2 separate regions of the Homo sapiens genome follow, and region 1 is linked to region 2. A link is a contact called in ENCODE Hi-C or POLR2A ChIA-PET data. All regions are on one chromosome and are shown on one strand. The core of a region is the stretch at or near the end of the contact, and the rest is flanking DNA. Distances in the headings are between cores, read along the strand shown.

Evidence for each region. A loop is a pair of places that touch in the nucleus more often than their neighbours do. ChIA-PET counts read pairs that join two places held with the same protein, here RNA polymerase II (POLR2A). Pooled maps may share reads with other maps.
Region 1: a map of DLD1 shows a loop between it and region 2 (3-fold over the local background). The contact joins the enhancer-like site here to the promoter of LINC01649 in region 2. A Hi-C loop is called at or near these places in 1 of 168 maps with a recorded cell type or tissue (DLD1) and 1 of 50 pooled maps. POLR2A ChIA-PET finds 5 or more read pairs at or near these places in 1 of 52 experiments (CD4-positive, alpha-beta T cell).

What each region holds. Positions count from the first base shown.
Region 1 is chr1:115,808,462-115,814,196 of GRCh38, reverse strand. No RefSeq gene overlaps it. Among named protein-coding and RNA genes, the nearest start is that of NHLH2, 30 kb to the left of the region's middle. Within about 2 kb of position 2,881, at least 4 of the 41 ENCODE cell types and tissues checked have a DNase peak (open chromatin) inside an H3K27ac peak, as active enhancers do.
Region 2 is chr1:115,916,407-115,921,962 of GRCh38, reverse strand. LINC01649 (long intergenic non-protein coding RNA 1649) reads right to left here and starts at 2,587. Exons shown (of 3, transcript NR_125969.1): 1 at 2,404-2,587. It also overlaps the pseudogene LOC101928952.

The sequences.
Region 1 (5,735 bases), core at 1,632-4,131, 110 kb after region 2:
ACCAGACAAGATGTAGAAGCAAATCAATTAGGGGCAATAAAAACACTTCCCTATCTGAAGCGCTCATCATATGGCAGGCACTGCACTAGGCACTTCATAGACCTCATCTCACTGAATATTAACAATAACCTCATGATTAGGGTCCCTGCTGTACTCTAAGATAACTGAGATTTAGACAGATTAGGTAACTAGCCTGGGTTCACATACTAAGCAGAATTGAGATACACACCCAGAGTCTATGCTTATGACAGTGCAAGAAACTGCCTAAGAGGAAGACTTAGGCAGAGAAGACTATGACAGTGCAAGAAACTGCCTAAGAGGAAGACAGACTTCTCAAAAAGCAGCCAAGACAAGTCTGGCTCAAATTGGATTCATTCTCATGTCTACTAATGCATTTATTAATTTACCCTTTCATTTATTCATACACTAAACAATTGCTGAGCACCTGCTCTGTGCGGGCATTGTGCTAGCTATTTGGGATAAAAAAAAACTAATAAGACACCATGTCTGTCTTCAAGGAGACTATTCTAGAAGTGAAGGCAGGCAAGTGAACAGATAATTATAATGCACAGAGGAGGAAAGCAGCTAACCTGGCTTGTGGGGCTAAGGAAGGGAGTTGGAGAAGACTTCCTAAGGTGATACCTGAGCTCAGTCCAGGAGTAGAGGGTGGCTAGGCTAAGGCAAGGAAGTGAGAAGAGAGCAATGTTCCAGGCAGTAGGACTGTTGCAAAGGGGTTTGGGTCATAATCCTGAGAGACATGATCCAAAATGCCATAATCCTGAATACTGAAATCCCAAAAGATTTAAACCCCTAAAGTCTAAATTACAATCACAGTATAGACGTATCATTTTAGGCAGAACTATTACTTGTTATTGTCTTCATTGGAAATGAGGTATGTTTAAGGAGATGTGTGTGAGTGCCAAGTTGACAAGGGGTGAACTTGTGGACTTAATTTTAAATGTCAACTTGACTGGATTAAAGAATACCTAGAAATCTGGTAAAGCGTTATTTTAGGTGTGTTTGTGAGGGTGTTTCCAGAGGAGATTAGTGCCTGAGACTGAGTGGATTAGCTGGGGAAGATCTTTACCCAATATTAGAGGACACCATCCAATCGGCAAGGGTCCTGGAGAGAACAAATACAGAAGGCTATTGGCATCTGAGAGCTGGAACAGACTTTTCTTCTGCTGCCTTGGACATTAGAAAACACTGAAACTTCCTCAACAAATGAAGAGATGTCCTTTTTGTGCACCTGTATTTATGAAAGATAAGATTTCTCGAGATCGGCCGGGCACGGTGGCTCACGCCTGTAATCCAAGCACTTTGGGAGGCCAAGGCGGGCGGATCACGAGGTCAGGAGATGGAGACCATCCTGGCTAACACAGTGAAACCCCATCTCTACTAAAAATACAAAAAATTAGCCAGGCGTGGTGGCGGGCGCCTGTAGTCCCAGCTACTCGGGAGGCTGAAGCAGGAGAATGGCGTGAACCCAGGAGGTGGAGCTTGCAGTGAGCCGAGATAGTGCCACTGCACTCCAGTCTGGGCGGCAGAGCGAGACTCCGTCTCAAAAAAAAAAAAAAAAAAAACAATTTCTCGAGATCTCAGCTCTTTGAGAAAGTGCATATGATGAGTTGGTGACCCATTGCATTTTTTGATCTATTTCATCAAAAGACTTAGGTTGTTTATCACAGTATTTCAGATGGTTACAGTTATGAGACTGGGTGTACACAATTACCAACCATAATGATATTTATATATACATTTCACTTTTTGACCTATTTCTTTATGAATACAGTTGTCTGCTCATCACGATGTGACTGTCAGTATACCTGAGTAGTTATGATTGCAAAAATGTATTACTTTTATCTATTTTATTGTATAAAGTGGCCTGTGAGTGTTCTGTCATTTTTATATGTATCTCAAATAAAATATCTTTAAACTAATTTTAAAATTACTTTTCCCAGAATTGTAATTTTGTGATTTTGATTTTTGGGGATTTCAACATGTGGGATTATCACATTTGAGATTGTGTCTTTTGGGATTATGATTGGCTCTTGGTGCAAAGAAACAACAGACAGAAACAACAAGCTCTATACTGAGATCTACAAGCAATTTGGATTGTCAAAGGCAATCTTGAGAGGCAGAGGAGACAAGAGGCTGGAGTAGGGGCAAGAGAATGTTCCATTCAGAGTCATGGAGCTTGGATTTCATCCTACAGGCCATGGGGAGCCACTGAAGGGGAGACTTAGTTTCATTAAAGCTCACTCTGACTGTAGTGGGATGACAGTGGGCCAGGAGGCTGGGGAGGAGCCTGCTGCAATGGTACAAGTGAAGGATGACGTTGATCTGGACTAGGTAATGCTGGCAGAGGCTCAGAGGAAGGGCAGGTCTGAGTAATGTTTAAGGGTGAAATGGGTAGCACTTAGGAGTGATGCTCGGTGGGGACAAAGGGTTGAGGCCCCTTGAGGATGACTCATCCTTGAAGGAATCCCCCAGCAGGTTTCCCACTCTCAGCAGTAGCATAGGTAGTGTGGACACTATCAACCCTTATGCCCAGCACAGATGGTCTGACCAAATGCTCATGGTTACCAAAACACTGCTATTGTGGGGAGCTGAGTCTCTATGCAGAAAGGCTTCAGTCCTGAGGCCACTGGCCAGAAAAAGTCCCTCTGCCTCCAAACTACCCCTTCTTGCTGGGAAGGAAAGTGTTAGCTCAGGAGATCTGAGTTGCTCAAACCCTATACATTCCCAAGAAAGGCCTGATTTCCGCAATGGCCCTTGGCCAGTTTCCGGGAGATAAGCTCTGAGTCCCTGGATATTCTGCCTGATAAGGGACATTTTGTTTGCTTGAGGCCTTGGGTCACATGTTACCAGTTGGATCAGATTGTGCTAACAATGTGACTTGTGGCAAACACTTGCTTTTGGTCTAGGAGTGCTGGAGTCTGAGTAGCTGAAACCAGTCACACAGGTACAGCATGCCTACATGACAGATCCCCAATAAAAACTCTAGACACCAAGGCTTGGGTGAGCTTCCTTAGTTGGCAACACTTTATATGTGTTATCACACACTGAGGCTGAGAGGATTAAATACATCCTGTGCAGCTCTATTGGGAGGGAACATCTGGAAGCTTGCACCTGGTTTCTCCTGGACTTTGCCCCATGTATCTTTTCCCTTTGCTAATTTTAATCTATATCCTTTTGCTGGAATAACCTGTAACCATCAGTACAACAGCTTTCTGAGTCCTGTGAATCTCTCTAATGAATTGTCAATGAAACCTTGAGCGCCTGGGGACCCCTGACACACACCCAACTCTGGAGTGACAGAAGAAGGGACTGTTGGGAAAGCATGCAGCCAGAACCTGGCATTTCACCACAGAGTAGGTTCTGTGCAAACAACATAAGTGGGGCACTTATGTATTGCACAGAACAGATGGGCAGGAATGAACACTTGCAGAAAACACTGGGAGGATGTTTCCCAGCTTATCCAGAGTCCAAGGCCACTCCGCTCTTCTCCAAGTGGCCTTGGTGGTCTTGCTTTTGTCCAACACAGCACTTCACCTTTTAATTTTCAGCTTTTCCAAAAAGTCTAATTGTCCTTCTTCAACTCTCCAGCTTATTTCTTTTGCCAGATAGTCATGTCCAAACTGGGTACAGAACTGTAGGCAATTTTCAGATACTGTAAAGTAGAATTTACACTGAACAACAGTTGCAAGAATCTACAGTATGTCCTAGAAATGCAATACATTGCTGTGCCGGCAACTTATAGGTTATTTGAATAACATGCTGTAAACAGCTGGTAAATTAAACTTCTCAGCAATGGGTATAATCCATAGCCAGAAAACCTGAGGTTTGATTTTATGCAAATACAAGCTTTTTGTGCACAATCTTACACCTTACTTTTATCACTTTGTCAGCTGGTTTATAAAACATAAGATACATTTAATAAGTGGTGCCCACCTCCTCTACACTTTTTCCAGACGAGGACTTAGATTAATAGGTATTTCTGCTCATTATGTAGTCCAAGCCCATTCTTGTTTTTAATGACAAGCCTAGGCACTATGAACATTTTACATTCCAGTAAACATGATGACATCCTTGTATATATTTGGAAAGCCTCTCTGAGTTCTCCCCACAACCAAGTGTAACAGCACATGTAACAGCATACTCCCTTCCCCTGGCCCTGCCACTTCCTGGCTTGGTTTTCCCTTCATTATCTCCCACTCTCCACTACTGTTGGGGCCCTCAGTTCTGCACCTAGGTTAGTGGCAAGCAAGACAGGAATTTCTTCATTGTTTATGACCTCGTAGAGGCAGTGTTCTATGCAGAATACAGAAAGTTGGTTATTATAAGCACACAGAAATGCAATACAGAAAATGAAGTAATACAAAGTGATTGAAAGGGTGGGAGGACGGGATTCTAGGATGGGCCTCCAGAAAGCCACTACTGGAACTGCTGAGTTCAAAGACACGCCGCCATGCCTGCTACCCAAGGATCCACATCCTCTGCTGCCTCCACCACCTCTTGATGCCAGGAAGCTAGGGACAGACACTACCACAGTACATGCCCTCTGTCCTCAATCTTGCTTACCAGCAACAACAGCAAATGGGACAGGAAGGCAGCCTCTGCCTTGCTTCCACTATTCAAATCTCACTTGTGCATGTAAATGGCAGAACCTAAGTGTATGTAAGACCTTGCTTGCAAGGAAAGCTTGAGAAATGAAATGTTGAACTTTCCAGCACTCACAGTACAGGAAGCAGACCAGGAGGTGACAGGGTGGAGGTTGAGTCAAGCAGTTTGCTATATTCACCACAGGCTGGTAAGGTCCCTTTAAGATCTAACAGTCCATGTCTGACCAGGATCCTGAGGAAGAAAATGCAGTAATTTTAAGGAAATAATATAGAGAGGGAAGTGTGCCTTCTACTACCACCTCCTCTTCCACTACCATCTATAGGAAGAAATAATTTCCAGATCACATGCTGGAGTGAAGAGAAACCAAAAGAAACTTGAATCTGAAGCTTTGCCTTAACAGTTTGGAGGCTTTCATGGGAAGAGTACATAGCTTTTTAAAACTATGATTTCAAACTTATGAGCTGTTTCATGTCTTGTAAGAGGTGGAGGTCCATATATAACAAAATTTAGATACGTAAGTAGAAAGTAGGATCCACGCCTGTAATCCCAGCACTTTGGGAGGCCGAGGAAGGCGGATCATGAGAGGTCAGGAGATCGAGACCATCCTGGCTAACACGGTGAAACCCCGTCTATACTAAAAAATACAAAAAATTAGCTGCGCATGGTGGTGGGTGCCTGTAGTCCCAGCTACTCTGGAGGCTGAGGCAGGAGAATGGCATGAACCGGGGAGGCAGAGCTTACAGTGCGCCAAGATAGTGCCACTGCACTCCAGCCTGGGCGACAGAGTGAGACTCCGTCTCAAAAAAAAAATAATAATAATAATAAAAAAACAACATGAGAGAAAGAAAGAAAGAGAGAGAGAAAGAAAGAAGAAAGAGATAAGAAAGAAGAAAGAAAGAAAGAAAGAAAGAAAGAAAGAAAGAAAGAAAGAAAGAAAGAAAGAAAGGAAAGAAAGAAAGAAAAAAGAAAAAGAAAGAAAGAAAGAAAGAAGGAACTTGGGATGGGGATGATGGGGTGGAGACTTGTCTAGTGAGAGAAACACATCTGGGACATGTGATTTTCAAGGATATTACGTAACTATTTACAGGATAACTCTGAATGAAGAGTTC
Region 2 (5,556 bases), core at 1,338-3,837:
TCAGCTTACTGCAACCTTCGCCTCCTGGGTTCAGGTGATTCTTCTGCCTCAGCCTCTGGAGTAGTTGAGATTACAGGTGTGCACCACCACATCTGGCTAATTTTTGTATTTTTAGTAGAGACAGGGTTTCACCATGTTGCCCAGGCTGGTCTCGAACTCCCAACCTCAGATGATCCACCCACCTTGGCCTCCCAAAGTGCTGAGATTACAGGCATGAGCCACCGCGCCTGGCCTTCTCCTCCTTTTTATTTATTTATTTTCATTTTTTATTTTTTGAGATGGTGTCTTGCTGCATCAGTCAGGCTGGTCTCAAACTCCTGGGCTCAAGTGAGCCTCTGCCTCAGCCTCCCTAGTAGCTGGGACTATAGGCATGCACTACCACACCTAGCATTTTTCCCTTTTACATTTTATTTCAGATTTTTGCAGATTACAAAACAGGACATGTCCAATATAGAAAACTGCTTAAAACAAGAGAAAGAAAGGGAAAATTATCTACAATCCCATTAGTCAGAGATACGTGTGATAAGCATGTGGATTATGTAATATACATATATATATATAGAGAGAGAGAGAGGGAGACAGACATGTATATTTTAAGCAAATATAGTATTAAATCTTAAATACTGTTTGGTTAACCTACTTTTTTTTGGAACATTATATTATGAAAAACTTTCCATATTTTTGACTCTTCTATTTTATCTGATTTAATGATTATAGCATTCTACTATCTGATGTATCATAATTTTATTTAACTACTTCCTTATTATTGGATTGTATTTCCAGATTTTTGCTACTATAAATAATGCTATGGTGATCATTCTTGTATGTAAACCTTTTTTGTACTCCTCTGACTTTTTTCTTTAGAATGAAAACATACTTGCTAAGTCAAAGTGTATGTTTTCTCAAAACTTCTAAATTGAGGTATAGCATATATACAACAAAGTGAATAAATCTCAAGTGTACTGCGATTTGAATTCTACAAGTGTATAGACAATGGGTACAACCACCACCCAGATCAATGGATTAAACATTTTCCAGAATGCTTTTCATGCCTCTTCCCAGTCAATAGCTATCCCCTGTTCTTGAACTTCATATAAATGGAATCATAGAGTGTGTATTCTTTGGTTTCTGGCTTCCTTCACTCAACATAATGTCTGTGAGATTCATCCATGCTGTGGAGTATAGCAGTAATTCATTCTTTTTATTGCTTCATAGTATCCTTTAAAAAAAAAACTACAATTTATTGATTTATTTTTTTCTGATAGACATTTAGGCTATTCTGAATAAAGCTGTTATGTATATTCTTATACATGTCTTTTGGATGACATATTTATACTTCAAAAAATATAAACTAGGAGAGGCATAACTAAATCATAGAGTAAGGCATACTTTCAGCTTTAAATGCAGAGTAAACATTTTTAAAGTTTTATTTTGCTTTTGGAGAGGGGGCCTACTTTTAAATTGATCTCCAAAACAGCTGTACCAATTTGAACTCCAACTATCCAATGTCATGAGTGTACCCTTCCCCTTCCCGCCTTACCACCAGCTAGTGGGCATTTTCATTCTTCTTAATCTTTGCCAGTGTGAGAAACAAAATGGTATCTCATTGTTTATATTGTGTTTGATGACCAAGAAAATGTTAAAAAATTCTTGCTATGTTACCAGATATTCTTGTTTCTTCTTTTGTAAATTGCCCATATACATCATTGCCCTATTTGCTATTAGCTTTAAGATAAGGCAAAAAGCTTAAATATAATCCATATAGTATGTATAGATCCATTGGCATTGTAAGAAAAATTCATTGGTATTTATAACCAAAAAATATTTACATTCTTTCCATAAGTTGACATCCTGCTCTATATATTTCAGAACGAAGTTAACATTTACAGAACACCAATTACTGAGCACATTTACTCTTTAAAACAGCCCTATTTATTTCATTCTTACAATTTCATTTAACTTCAGAGGTAGCATTTAGTTTTCATGAAAAACTCTAAAGGTATTTAATATTCTGCCTATTTTTACAAGTGCAGAAATCAAAGCTCACGGGGCTCAGGGTCACAAATGATTAAGTGGTGGGACTGGGATTTAAACCCAAGACACCTCAAGTCAAAAGTAAATTATTTTTCTCTTTTCTGTAGATGCCATTGCCTAGGTCAGTGCTCTGGCCTATCATCTGAATGTTTGTATCCTCCTAAAATGTATATGTTGAAATCCTCACCGCCATAGGTGATGCTGTTAGGAACTGGGGGCCCTTGGGAGGTGACTGAGTCTCGTGAAGGCAGGCCATCATGAATGATCAGTGTCCTTATGAGAGCTGCCCCCCAAATTTCCCTCACCTCTTCCACTATGTGAGGACACAGCAAGAAGGCACCATTTTTGAACAAGGAAGTTAGCCCTTACCAGACACCAAATCTGCTAGCACCTTGATCTTGGGCTTCCCAGACTCCAGAAATGTGAGAAATAACATTTCTATTACTTGTAAGTCACTCAGGTATGGTATTTTGTTACAGCTACCCGAACAGACTAAGATAAGCAGTGATTCTCTTTTTTTTTCCCCCACATTTCAAACCCTAAGAGGGCATCTGAATTCTAGAACCCCATCCTTAACTCCCTTCCATTCTCAACACACATCTACCATTCCACTACCAAAGTCCAAAGAGTATCAGGATCTCTGGGCTATCAAGAAGATGGAGAATATGAAAAAAATCCATGTTAGCTCATTTATTTTAGAAACTTTTCTTTGTGTGTGGTGTGTTTTAAAATCTGAGTAATGGTTTAATAAATCCAGAAGTAGAATAAGTAGAAGCAGAAGTGAATCTAGGATCTTTTCCTCTTGATAAGTTACTCCTTTTGGGGTCTGAAGCTTACATAATTTTAGAGGCTTTTTAAAAGAAAAAGATGACAAGAATATTTATACAAAATTAGGTTTGAGTGTTGATTTAAAGTGAGAAAAGAAATTGCTATCAATTACACATTTTAAAAATATTTAACTGCCACAAGAATCACAAAATTAAAAATATATATATATACATGGTACTTAATTGCCCTGACACCCCTATATAATTATGCCTTCATTTTTTGGCTCTATATATTCTTGGGTCACGACTTCATATAACAAAGATTTTTGTAGTATTTTCTATCAAGAGGGTACATATAAAGATAGATTAGTCTTTCCAGTAGCATGGTTGATCAAATTTGTTTTTCATTAAGAATTTGGAAAAGTTTCTGTGAGCTTCATAACTCATTATTTGTACTATCACATAAATGCTTGGGATCACAGTTTTAGGAAATTTCCATCAAATTTTTGTCATATGTGAACTCTAAGATTTCAGAGTATCTCTAATTTGTTTTCGTTGTTGTTACTGTTCAATGACTAATCTTTTTTTCTCTTTGAATTTAATGAATTTACATAAAAAAATTAGGTAGTCATTTTGCATTTAAGGAATAAAAATCTTTAAAAAAATACAAAGAATGGAAGGATTTTAGCCAAGTTTACACTTCTTTTTGCTATAATTTGTAACAATTCAGCTCATCATAACTTAATGCAATGTGCAAATGCAGCACGTATTACGATCACTTAACTAAATTTAAGGAAGTACATTGTTAATAGTGGCCCTCAGAGGAAATAGATTTATCTTCTTGTAAAAACTCCATGGTATATAAACATTACATAATAATGCTACTTAACCACCTCTTGTCTCAAGAATCATTACCCGGCGAGGTGCGGTGGCTCATGCCTGTAATCCCAGCACTTTGGGAGGCTGAGGCGGGCAGATCACGAGGTCAGGAGTTCGAGACCAGCCTGACCAACATGGTGAAACCCCGTCTCTACTAAAAATACAAAAATTAGCCAAGTGTGGTTGCGGGTGCCTGTAATCCCAGCTACTTGGGAGGTTGAGGCAGGAGAATCACTTGAACCCGGGAGGTGGAGGTTGCAGCCGAGATCCAGCCTGGGCAACAGAGCAAGACTCTGGTCTCAAAAAAGAAAAAAACAAAAACAAAACAAAAAAACCACAAATGCTTTAATAGTTTTAAAGCAAAAGCTGTTAGAGTCTAGATAGCTAAAACTATACTTGTGAGTTCAAGCTTACAGATAAGTAGCTCTTAATAAAATATATTTTGATATATGTAGTTCTTTTTTTTTTTTTTTTTTTTTTTTTGAGACAGTCTCGCCCTGTCACCCAGGCTGGAGTGCAGTGACATGATCTCGGCTCACTGCAAGCTCCGCCTCCTGGGTTCACACCCATTCTCCCGCCTCAGCCTCCCAAGTAGCTGGGACTACGGGCGCCCGCCACCACACCCAGTTAATTTTTTTGTATTTTTAGGAGAGACAGGGTTTCACTGTGTTAGCCAGGATGGCCTCGATCTCCTAACCTTGTGATCCGCCTGCCTCAGCCTTCCAAAGTGCTGGGATTACAGGTGTGAGCCACCGTGCCCAGCAAGTAGTTCTTTTAAGTAGTTCTTAATAAAATATCCTTCCTCCCCATGCCCCTACCCTAAATCTTATATTGTTCTTATAAAACTTTGGTCAAGAGTAAAAATATATCCAGGCAGATGTATATGTCATACAATAGCAAGAACAGTAAAGCCCAACTAATGACTTTAAAATATAAGACAATTATAATGTACTCAAAGGTACATAAAAAAAAGCTTTCATGGGGGTAATATTGAAACAGTCACAAAGGTTAAGAAAATAGTGATGTCACCTGGGCACCGTGGCTCACGCCTGTAATCCCAGCACTTCGGGAGGCTGAGGCCGGCAGATCACCTGAGTTCGGGAGTTTGATACCAGCCTGACCAACATGGAGAAACCCCATCTTTACTAAAAATACAAAATTAGTTGGGCGTGGTGGCACATGCCTGTAATCCCAGCTACTAGGGAGGCTGAGGCAGGAGAATTGCTTGAACCTGGGAGGCAGAGGTTGCAGTGAGCCGAGATTGCACCATTGCACTCCAGCCTGCGTAACAAGAGTGAAACTCCATCTCAAAAAAAAAAAAAAAAAAAAAAAAAAAAAAAAGAAAAGAAAATAGTGATATCAAAGTACAAATGGCTGCAATGTTAAAATAGACAAAAGCTACTATGCAAGAGCTTCTTTTAAAATGAAAAATATAGAACACAACACATGAGTCGGTGATTTTCCTGTTCTACTCATGAATTTTAGGTTGGTTAGGTTGACATTTAGAAGAGTTTCTTATCACATCTGATGGTGTCATTCCAACTTCGTAGGGTGGGTCTTCCCCAAGGAACCTCTAATCTTGGTTATTGTACAATTTCAAAGTAGTGCAATATCGCCATGATGTGCTGGGTCATGAAGATGTATCCTGCGTATCAATGGAAACCAGCGTGGAATTGAGCACCTTCCGCTCCTCGGGCTCCAGCATGTAGAGCATTGTGACCAGCAGGTGTTGGTAGTAGAACCAGGACATCTACTTCCAGGCCCGCACCAGCTCCATCCCTGCCAGGCGCCTCCTGCGATGAGGTGGCATTTCAGTCTCTCAATGACTAATCTTAAATATGCTATGAATTGATGGCATTCACTATTAACTAATTTG